Regions from separate parts of the Homo sapiens genome. Here region 1 is linked to region 2. Evidence: read pairs that join two places in POLR2A ChIA-PET (ENCODE). Cell type or tissue: OCI-LY7. All regions are shown on one strand. Each heading gives the region's core, and the rest is flanking DNA. Links, peaks and the distances in the headings are about the cores only. Region 1 overlaps UBA6 (ubiquitin like modifier activating enzyme 6). Region 2 overlaps STAP1 (signal transducing adaptor family member 1).

Region 1 (5,388 bases), core at 242-5,241, 60 kb after region 2:
TCAGGAGGCAGAGGTTGCAGTGAGCTGAGATCGCGCCACTGCAATCCAGCCTAGGCGACACAGTGAGACTCCGTCTCAAAAACAAACAAACAATAAATATAAGCAAAATACACAGCAGCACAGCAGTCATAGGACAGTAATAAGTGCTCTGAAAAAAAGAAAAAGTAGAGAAGAGTAAAGGGGACTAGACATACTAGACTGGGGCTGAGGACAGGTTGCAGTATTAAATGAGGCCTCTTTAGGAAGTGCAAAGACCAGGGGTGAGACTTGGCCAGGTCACTGTCTCAGAGTTACAAGCAGAGGGAACAACTAAAGCAAAGGTCCCATGCTGGAGCATGATTAGAGTGAGTATTCAAGGACAAATAAGGAGGCCAGTGTAGCTGGAATATTGTGAAGGGAAAGTAAGGAAGGAACTTAGAAGGATAACTAGGAATCTAAATTTAGAGTCTTGCAGACCACGATAAAGACTTTAGCTTTCTTTGGTTCTTTCTTCCTTTCAGTCTCTGCTCAAATTCCACCTTAACAGGTGAGACTATGATAGGCAAAGGGAAAACCTAGACTACTCAGTATAATATAGCAACTCAACACCCCCAACTCCCCATATTTCCTTTTCTCTTTATTCTTCTTTAATTTCTCCATAATACTTACTATCACCTAACATACTTGCCTTATTGTTATGCAAACTCCTTAAGTAGGAAAGAACTTTGGTTTGCTAACTGCTATCTCCCTAATGACTAGAATAGTACCTGGCACACAGCTGGCACCTTAAACAATAATTTGTTGAATAAATGAACAAAAATAGTGATTTGGCAGTTAGATTACTCATAAGCCTGGTCATTAAGTGTCTCAACATAAGAGACGGATCCACTTTTACTTAAGTGTACTGGCCAAATCAGGTTTCTAAACCTATTAACTGAAGAGCTGAATCTCTCGAGAGGTAGCCTGTTGGCCTTCACCTGGCAGATTCACTGTCTTTATTAATGTCATTAGACAAGACTAATGCTTTTATCTGAATTATAGTAACCTCTATATTTAATTTTTTAGTGTGCATCAACTTACATTTAAATTCTTGTTAATCGCTGCATATAATGTTGAATACTTACGTTAACTTCAATCTTTTTGCATGACCAGGCATTACAGGAACATAAAGCATTTTGACTCCCTGTACCACCATTGTTGGCTCAATTCCATACTTCTCCTAAAAGTGAATATCCAAAAAAGAAACAATGAAAGCCTCGCTCAAACATAAAATGCTTATTTAACATTGTTCGTAAACAATGTTTTATGACCAGTAAAAAAAGCAAATTCATGGTAAATAATTATAACTTCCAATAAAATTATAAATAAAAACAAAACAGAAACCAGACATAAAGCTACTAATGAACTAAATGAACAAAAGTATCTCACTTTGACTGCATTTATGAAATCCAAGAGGGTGAAATCTTCTTTTCCATGTACGGTCCATCGATCCCAAATTGTAAATGATATTCCATTTCTGTTACAGAAAAATATTCAGAACAGAAACATTGAAATTTTCTTCCTTTTAGTGATGACACACACACAAAAAAAACCCACTTTCAGAAGTCCATTATTTGTGATCAGGCTAGAAATTAATGTGGGGAAATAAAGGATAATATATCTTCTAAAATATTCCATAATCTTATTTCTTCATCACATCATATAGATAACCACTTTTAATCAGTACCTTGCTGATCCTTCCAGTGTATTATAAATCAGTATGTTTTAGCAAGACAGTGTTGTCTCTCTCTTTTTAAAATGGGTTTCACTGTGTGGATGTTCCAGTACCCCATTACTGGACACTTCGGTTATTCTAATCATTGGCCACGATAAATAATGCCAGAATAATTATCTTGCAAATATATAGTTTGAGACTTGTGCAAATGTATCTGAAATATAGTGCTATATATCCCTTACTGTGGATTATAGTATTTTGTACTCTCATTAGTAATGTATGAGAGTGTCTGCTTTCTCACACCCTTGTTAAGGTAGGTTTTTTTTCAAGTTTTTGGTTGTTGCCAATCTGAAAACTAAAAAGTACAGGCCCAGGAATTGTTCTGCTTTGTCTCAAGCTTGTGGAATTCTTCTAAATCTCATGACCTACAGTCAGACACCAGGGTACCTTCTAATTCATCTGGCAGACACAGATGAAACCATAATGCCAAATAATGTGGCAGATAAAGTGCTGTAAGGGTTCTTTGGCTACTTTAGTCAGAAATATTTAATGAAGATGAGGTTTGAGCTGATCTTGAAGTGATGGCAAAAATTTACACATACACAATAGAAGAAAAAAGAGGTGAAGCTAGTATTTTTCCCTTTTAAAAGGTAAAATATTTTATTTCATTCTCATTATACAAGAGAAATAGACTTTCATACATACCTGATTTTAGTTTTCCTTACTTCAGTTGTCTCTGTAAATACTACAATTGGAATGGCTAAGTTAAGAAAACAATTTTTGTAAGCTTCAAATGGATAGCCACCAGTTACTTTGATCATCTCCAAGGCAACCTAGATAAAAGAAGGTGATCTGATAATATAAACAGCCTAAAACTATCCGTGATTTTAATTGCATCTATTCAACTTTCACGTTTTCAAGCATTTCTCTGTGGATAGTAAAAGCAGCTATGGGACTATAGTAATATAAATTTCTTATTACAGGTCTGTATACTTTTAGTATATTTTATACTTTCAAACTTTCAACCTACTCTATACATGTTAACAGTTATTTAAAAAAATATTAATTCAACCATACAGTCTCCCTATTTTGAAAGCACATGCTGTAACTCAAAAAATAACAACAGTCTAAAATCACTTAATACAGGGGTAAATAACTACATAGCTTCATAGATAATTACATAGAGTAATGATGTAATATGGTATAATAACTAGGGCCGCACTTAAAGATTCTGAATCATTATGAATAAAGATTAGGGAAGTTCATTTTATTCAAGAAAAACAGAGTACCTGCTTTGTATGAATGACGTAAAGATCAGTGAAAAGATTATTGCCTATAAGAAAAATCATAATCTATCTTGAGCTTATTTTTTATTTTAAAAATGTATATTTATGTAATACTTCACAATACAGATGACTGCATTTTCAGAAAATATTTTGAAATTTTAAATTATGAGATCCAATATTTATCCTTCCCTCTCTAACATCTCTGAGTGACTGGGTTGGTATGACGGGGAAGTCAGGGAAGAGGCAATGAAAAAGGAGCATTTTTATTCAAGGAATAATAAACTTACCAAGCCAGAAACTGTAGCAGTGGTTGTTGCTATAGCAGGTATAATTTTACCAGCTATGCGCTTTGTTTTGAAACGGTCAGCTGGTTCAATGCTGTACATTTTGGCACGAAGATTTGATGCAGCTGTGATGAAATCTATGTGTCCATTATGATCATCATCTTTTTCAAATGAAAGCACTGCCATCTGAAGGTCACCTGATTATACCAACCAGATAAACAAAGTTCCACAGCAAGCAGTAAAGATTTTACTAGGTAAAAAGCAATGTGAATTTACTAACTTTCAAAGATTCCTTTTTATATTTTTTAATGACTGAGAAACATAAGAAAAATTCAGGCAACTAATGTTATTGAAGGCCACAAAAACAGCTTTTCCCATGATTAAAGAGAGCCAATTTTTTTTAATTAAAAAAAAAAAAACGATGGTTTTAATGCCACTAAACTAGAGACGTTTCTGTATTTAAAAAAACTTTTTAATAAATAGCAAAATAAGAAAGTTGTGTACTGCACATCTCCTATCAAGTGGTTTACAATAAAAAAGCCAACATTAGGTATAGTTCAAAAATTTATTCCATAAATCCGACTCTGAAACATTTTCCCTCTGGTAACTAAGAACAGGGTCAGTTGGTCAAATTAAAATAAGTAATTTCTGAAATCTTTGTAGATCAGTGGTTCCCAAGATCCTTCTAATTATTGTTATTCTGGGTTATTTTTCCTGAAATTCTACTGGTCCATGCTTAAAATCTCAAAAGTTTGGAAACCACTGATTTATAAAACTAAAAGACGGTGAGCAGGTCAAAACAGATGAGTGTATGGCTGCTTTTAAGGAATTAAAAATTCAGTTTTCCTGTATTTTTATATTTAAGTCCATCTAGCAAGGAAGTATATATAGGTCATTCTGTATTCCCTGTCAGTAATTATGAACCTAATTACTAAAGACTAAGAACCTAAGAATATTTCTGTTTATAGTTCTTTATCCTAAAGTGATTTAAATGGGTCTGTCCAAAGATTAGTTTCCACAAGGACCCCATTAAACTGAATTTTTAATTCCTTAAAAACAGAGCTTTTCATTCATGGTTTTAGACCTGCTCACCATCTAAAGAACTAAAACAATCAGAAAAACAACAACAATGCAGTTAATGTGATTTGGAGAATTAGACTTCAATCTTTGAGAGTAGGGCAATAGTGGGGAAGATGATGAATTTAGTCACAGTTAAAGATGAACACTGACTTTAATATGATCATGAAATCAATCAATATTGTCATCATTATTATTGTTGTGATTAAATTCCACAAATTCTTAGGTGTAGAGCTTAGTGAAAATAAAAACTCATCCAGTTCAAAACATTTTTATAAAGATTTTCCCTTACTTTTGGTGGCTTCATTAGATAAAATAGCCTTTTCTAGTTGGAAAATTGCATTCCTCTCATCTTCACTGCTAATAGGAACATGGTCTGGTTTCCTTGCAGTTTCATCTGTTTGAACAACCTTTGAATATATGAATATATTTTTATTAATGTTATCATTTCCTGCATCTGTTTGGTTACCATTTAACTGTTTTATCAAATTACAAAGAGAAAATATTTTCTCTATATATTTTGATCAGATTATTAATCATTGGTCCAATGTATTTTATACGTTCCTTTAGAAGGTATTATTATGTTATTCATGTATGTATTTTATTATCTATCTTCTCGCACAGGCATGTAAGCTCTATAACAACAGGGATCTTTATGTATCTTGTTCACTGACAGAACTCCAATATATCTAATTTTTAATACCCACAATGATACAGTGGGCATAAAAAATATTTACTGAGTAGCTCATACAATCTAAGTCCATACTGATCTTTTTAAAAATTCCACACTAGAATAAAATTAGTATTAATCAACACTTTGTGATTCTGACAAATCTACTTTAAACGCATGTTGCTTTGCTCTAACTAGTACAGAGCTGCTTCACATCAAGGAAACTAAAGCAATCCATAAGATATATAATATGGCCATCCTTTAAATATTCACTGACTGCTGTTAAGTTTTTTCCTTAAGAATATGCCTTCTTTCATATAGAAAGTTTGGTAGGATTAAGGGAGTACATACCACAAGTAATTTAACCTTAAGAAATTA
Region 2 (5,388 bases), core at 335-5,334:
TTTGGAGCTGATTGGCTAGAGGAAGGTGAGAGGCTCTGCAGAATGTAAAGTTGGGTCTCTGCCAAAGTCATTCAGAACATTTAAACTAGAAAAAATATAACTGAAGAGTAACCTGGTCTATAAAGGCATGAAATGCTGAGAGGTGCTTCTTAGCTATTTTTTGTGGGGCACTTTTAAGTATTTAAAGAGCTTTTCCCCAGGAAAATGTAACAACGTATACCATTTTGCATGCAATTCTAGAAGGTTTCTAAATCTGAGGTCAAGAACCCATGAAAAACACATAATCTTTATGGAAAAGATAATGTGGGAAGATTTATTTAAGCCACAGCACTAGGATTCTGAATTAACCAGGAAGATGTGTTTATTATCAAAGCTGTTAAATGCCACAGTGGAATACCATTGGCATCGCAGTTCTTACAAATGGGAAAATTTCTCATTTTTTCTGGGACCGTTTGAAAATAAGAGAGAGTGTGGGTGGGCCGGGAGCGGTGGCTCATGCATGTAATCCCAGCACTCTGGGAGGCCCAGGTGGGCGGATCACGAGGTCAGGAAATGGAGACCAACCTGTTCAACATGGCGAAACCCCGTCTCTACTAAAAATACAAAAATTAGCAGGGCATGGTGGCACGCACCTGTGGTCCCAGCTACTCGGGAGGCTGAGGCAGGAGAATCACTTGAACCTGGGAGTCAGAGGTTGCAGTGATCCGAGATCGCGCCACTGCACTCCAGCCTGGCAATAGAGCGAGACTCTGTCAAAAAAAAAAAAAAAAAAAAAAAGAAAGAAAGAGAGAAAGAAAGAAAAGAAAAAGAAAGAAAATAAGAGATAGTTTGGGCAACGTCTCATAATTTCTTCAATCTGTGATGTGCTAAAGTAAAAAAAAAAAACAGTGTGTGTGGGCCGGGCCCGGTCCCAGCTATTCGGAAGGCTGAGGCAGGAGAATCGCTTGAATCTGGGAGGCGGAGGTTGCAGTGAGTCAAGATCGTGCCACTGCACTCCAGCCTGGGTGACAGAGCGAAACTCCGTCTCAAAAAAAAAGGAAATTTTTTAGGGCTGTCTAAGTTGTGCTCACACACAGTTCTCTATGGCAGTAATCTCCAAATTTTAAAATAACACACTCCTTTCAGGAAAACATTTTGAGCACAGATCCCTAATATAAGAATATTAATTCAGCCGGGCGTGGTGGCTCACGCCTGTAATCCCAGCACTTTGGGAGGCCGAGGCGGGCGGATCACGAGGTCAGAAGATTGAGACCATCCTGGCTAACAAGGTGAAACCCTGTCTCTACTAAAAAAAAAAAAAAAAAAAAATTAGCCGGGCGAGGTGGTGGGCGCCTGTAGTCCCAACTACTCAGGAGGCTGAAGCAGGAGAATGGCGTGAACCCAGGAGGCGGAGCTTGCAGGGAGCGGAGATTGCGCCATTGCACTCCAACCTGGGCAACAGAGGGAGACTCCATCTCAAAAACAACAAAAAAAGAATATTAATTCATTTGGAAATTATAAATATATATATTCCCGTACTATTAATCCATGTAAATTATTTGATATATAAAAAATGAATTAAGAAATATGAAATAAAATATAATTAAATATTCTAAAATTTTCTCTCCCAATGGATCATCTTGCACACCTTTGGAATTTATGCATCCCATTTTGGAGACCACTATACAACATTCTTCCTTAGGTAAATGTACTTTACTTGCGCACAAAAACAAAGAATGAGAGCTTTTTATTGGGGACAGAGGAAGAGAAACTTAACTGGAGCTTGCATTGTAATTCATTTTTGCTAGTTAATTCATTTTTGCTAGTTGTATTAATGAGAAAAGAGCACTGGGAAGTCAAGAGATAAAAGTATCAGTCCAATTCTAGAATTTGGGCGATTCCTTCACATTTTTAAATCTGTTCTCTCCTTTCTAAAAAGAATAATTACTCTCTTGCATAGCTGAATAGGTTGCTCCAATGACTAAGTGGACTATATAATAATGAATGCAACCTTTTGAGGTATAACATATAATGGATCCCATTCTAGGCTCTTAGTGTTCTGTCACTGTGATCCTTACAGTAACTCTTCTGGGTAGAAATTATTTTATTCACTTCACAAATGAGTGAGTAGGTGAGGCATGCTGGCTCATCCCTGTAATCCCAGCACTTATGGAGGCCAAGGCAGGAGGATTGCTTGAGGCCAGGAGTTGGAGATCAGCCTAGGCAATATAGCGAAACCCCATTTCTACAAAATCAAAAAATTAGCCAGGCGTGGTGGCACACCCTGTATTCTCAGGTACTCGGGAGGCTGAAGTGGGAGGATCACTTGAACCCAGGAGTTCGAGGCTGCAGTGAGCTATGATTGCATCACTGCACCCCAGCCTGAGCAACAGAGCGAGACCCTGTCTCTCTAAAACAACAACTCCAAATAAACAAATGAGTGAGTTCTGGCCACAGAGGTTATTCAAGGTTCCTCTTCCATTAAGGAGGCTAGCTTGGATTTGATTGTGATGCACTTGACCATGCTGCTTCTCAAACTCAAATTCTACCATTTGATTGTAGGTTTCCTAGTTAAGCTAGTGATAAATTCAGAAGTCTTATTTCAGCCTCTTTTCTTACATCAATGATTTCACACAAACGATTGTTAAAAAAAAAAAAAAAGAAATTTGTGCTTCATTCCAAAGATATGTCCTTCCAAATTAATTTTTTTAATTTTTAAGTATTTCTCTAGATATGAATAGGTACCTAGATGTTGTTTATTGAGATTGATATTTATAAATGACTCAGATTCTATGTGTATTTATTACATCTTATCGAAATGAAATCAAGATTGTGACCTGTAAGTCTCTGCATACTGAATATAAGTTTGGTCTGTCCTTAGGTTTGCAGCTGTGGTTGCAGTTCACATGGTCTAATGCTATTTGTAACCTTACTTTTCCTCCAGGGCTGCCTTTGCTTTCAACTTAGTGCCTTTATACTTGCTTTTCCCCCCATTTAATAAATCCTTAATCCTTTCCACAAGTATATACGTTTGCTTACCTGTAAAACTCCCATTTTTCCCTATTTAACTTTACCCAATTCATATCATTCTTTTGAGACTGAACACCTCTACAATTTTTCTCGATAGTGCAATGGAGGTCTGCATGTACATACAGAGGGAATTCAATAAACCTTTACTGGCTATCAGTAATACTAGTTTTTATACCTTATGGCAGGGTAATACTGTAGTTATGAGGCTGATTAGGACGATGAACAGAGTGGTAGGCTTTGACTTCAGGGTTTTCTCTTGTATTTTTTTCCTCCAGGAATCATACAATCCTGGAGTTGGACTAGATCTTAGAAGCCATACTTTAGTAAAATTGCACAAATGACACTTTGGGAGCCTGAGGCGGGTGGATCACTTGAGGTCAGGAGTTCGAGACCAGCCTGGCCAACATGGTGAAACCCTGCCTCTACTAAAAATACAAAAATTAGCCAGGCATGGTGGCATGTGCCTGTAATCCCAGCTACTTGGGAGGCTGAGGTGGGAGAATGGCTTCAACCTGGGAGGCAGAGGTTTCAGTGAGCAGAGATCAAAATCACACCACTGCATTCCACCCTGGGTGACAGGAGACTCCATCTCAAAACAAACAAACAAACAAACTACACAGATGATAAAGTTCTCAGAACAATATGCATTTCTCTACATTCCCATCTCCTCCTGCACTGTTCCTCACCTGCTTCCCAGCTCCAAAAAACAGGAGAGCCTTGATTTACTCCTTTCATTGCAGAGGCTTACCATTAATGCAGGGTGGGGAAGCCTTAAAAAGAGTTGGTCGGATAAGCAAAGAAACAAAACAACTTGCAAGATAAATTTTAATTATTTTGTTATGTAATTATAGGTCAGATTGAGAAAGTACAAGTATTTTTTAACAGAGTGAAAAAAACTAGTCACTCCCATATGGTTTTTTACAGAATGGCTATCTGATCGCAGTGCTAGTATATATTAGCAACTTCTCAAGCCAGATTTCTAAATGGATTTTTAAACCTCTTTATTTAAGAAAACATGAAAGGGTGATTTTACATAGGAATGACAATGGGTTTCATTATTCTGGTTTAGAAAATATTTCCTCCTTCTCATACATATTACCATTGAAGGAGATCTATTTTAGAAATTTTTAGATACTGCTATCACACCCACACATACAAATCACCACATGGAAGAAGTATTATGTGGCTAATAAAAAATGCAAAGTTCTTGCCAATAATGTGAGTGTTGAGGCAATGCTCTTCTTTTTCTTTTCTTTTCTTTTTTTAAAGTGCCTGACATTTATGAAATACTTGCTATGTCCCAGGTCTTAGGTGCTTTACACACATACATTATTAGTCCATTCAATTATTCAACAACTCTATGGAGCAATAGCAGGAGGTGGTGTTGTGTTTATGGGGTACTCCTAGTTTTGGGTACTCCTATTTTTGGTTCCTTAAAGTAAACTCTCATATGGGAGACACAATAATAATTATTATTATTCAGTGTCTTTTGATATATTCACAAACTTATACAACCATCACCAGTATCTAATTCCACAACATTTTCATAATTTCAAAAAGAAGCTCCATGGGCAGTCATACCCACTTCTCTTCCCCCCTCAACCCAACTGCTTTTTTTTTTTTTTTTTTTTTTTTTTTTTTACGAGACAGAGTCTTTCTCTGTCGCCCAGTCTAGAGTGCAGTGGCGCGATCTCTGCTCACTGCAACCTTCGCTTCCTGGGTTCAAGAGATTCTCCTGTCTCAGCCTCCCAAGTAGCTGGGATTACAGGCGCCCGCCACTACTCCGGCTAATTTTCATATTTTTAGTAGATACAGGGTTTCACCACGTTGGCCAGACTGGCCTCGAACTCCTGACCTCAGGTGATCTTCCCGCCTCGGCCTCCCAAAGTACTGCGACGACAGGCATGAGCCACCGCGCCTGGCCCTCTTCCCTCTTTTTTACATTTTTTATATACTCTTTTATTAGAATTTTTCTTCTCCCAAGTTTGAAACCAGCCAGACACAGAAATCACACAAATGAAGATCAGTTAGTTACTTTTATTATTGACAAATTATCAATGTGCAGTTTAGATTTAAGGCCAAAACTGTGCTTATATTTTACTCCAGATTTGGGTAGCCTTGAGCTACATCAAGTCACTGACTCAGATTAAGAGCCACAAGCTGAACCTCTTGGAGGCCCTTTGCCACATGGCAGGGAACAGAGCAGTACACTCACTCTCTCCTGGTAGACTGAGCTGAGAGAGGACAGGAAGGGGCTGAGCTGAGCTTGCTGCCTCCCAAACACACCTATTAGATACTCAGTCCTACTCTCTGCAAAGGAAATAATTCACCCTGGCAGTACTGAGCAGAATAGATTCGAAAGTAGGTTGGACACGGTAG

Evidence for each region. ChIA-PET counts read pairs that join two places held together with the same protein. Peaks named below come from ENCODE experiments on the same cell type or tissue, not always from the same donor. Only the 100,000 strongest peaks of a DNase experiment are listed, where the experiment ranks them.
Region 1: POLR2A ChIA-PET joins it to region 2 with 6 read pairs; 4 of 35 experiments call an interaction of 5 or more read pairs at or near these places.

Annotation. Positions count from the first base shown.
Region 1 is chr4:67,621,728-67,627,115 of GRCh38, forward strand. It overlaps UBA6 (ubiquitin like modifier activating enzyme 6), which reads right to left. Exons shown (of 33, transcript NM_018227.6): 28 at 4,633-4,750; 29 at 3,267-3,460; 30 at 2,399-2,526; 31 at 1,408-1,495; 32 at 1,104-1,198. Among named protein-coding and RNA genes, the nearest start is that of STAP1, 66 kb to the left of the region's middle. In OCI-LY7, for the core only: a CTCF peak has its summit at 3,479 (motif pointing left); no DNase peak of the experiment used is centred there.
Region 2 is chr4:67,561,315-67,566,702 of GRCh38, forward strand. The region is part of intron 1 of STAP1 (signal transducing adaptor family member 1); the gene reads left to right. Among named protein-coding and RNA genes, the nearest start is that of STAP1, 5.3 kb to the left of the region's middle. In OCI-LY7, for the core only: no CTCF peak of the experiment used is centred there; a DNase peak (open chromatin) is centred at 2,430; H3K4me3 peaks cover 921 bases; H3K27ac peaks cover 1,092 bases.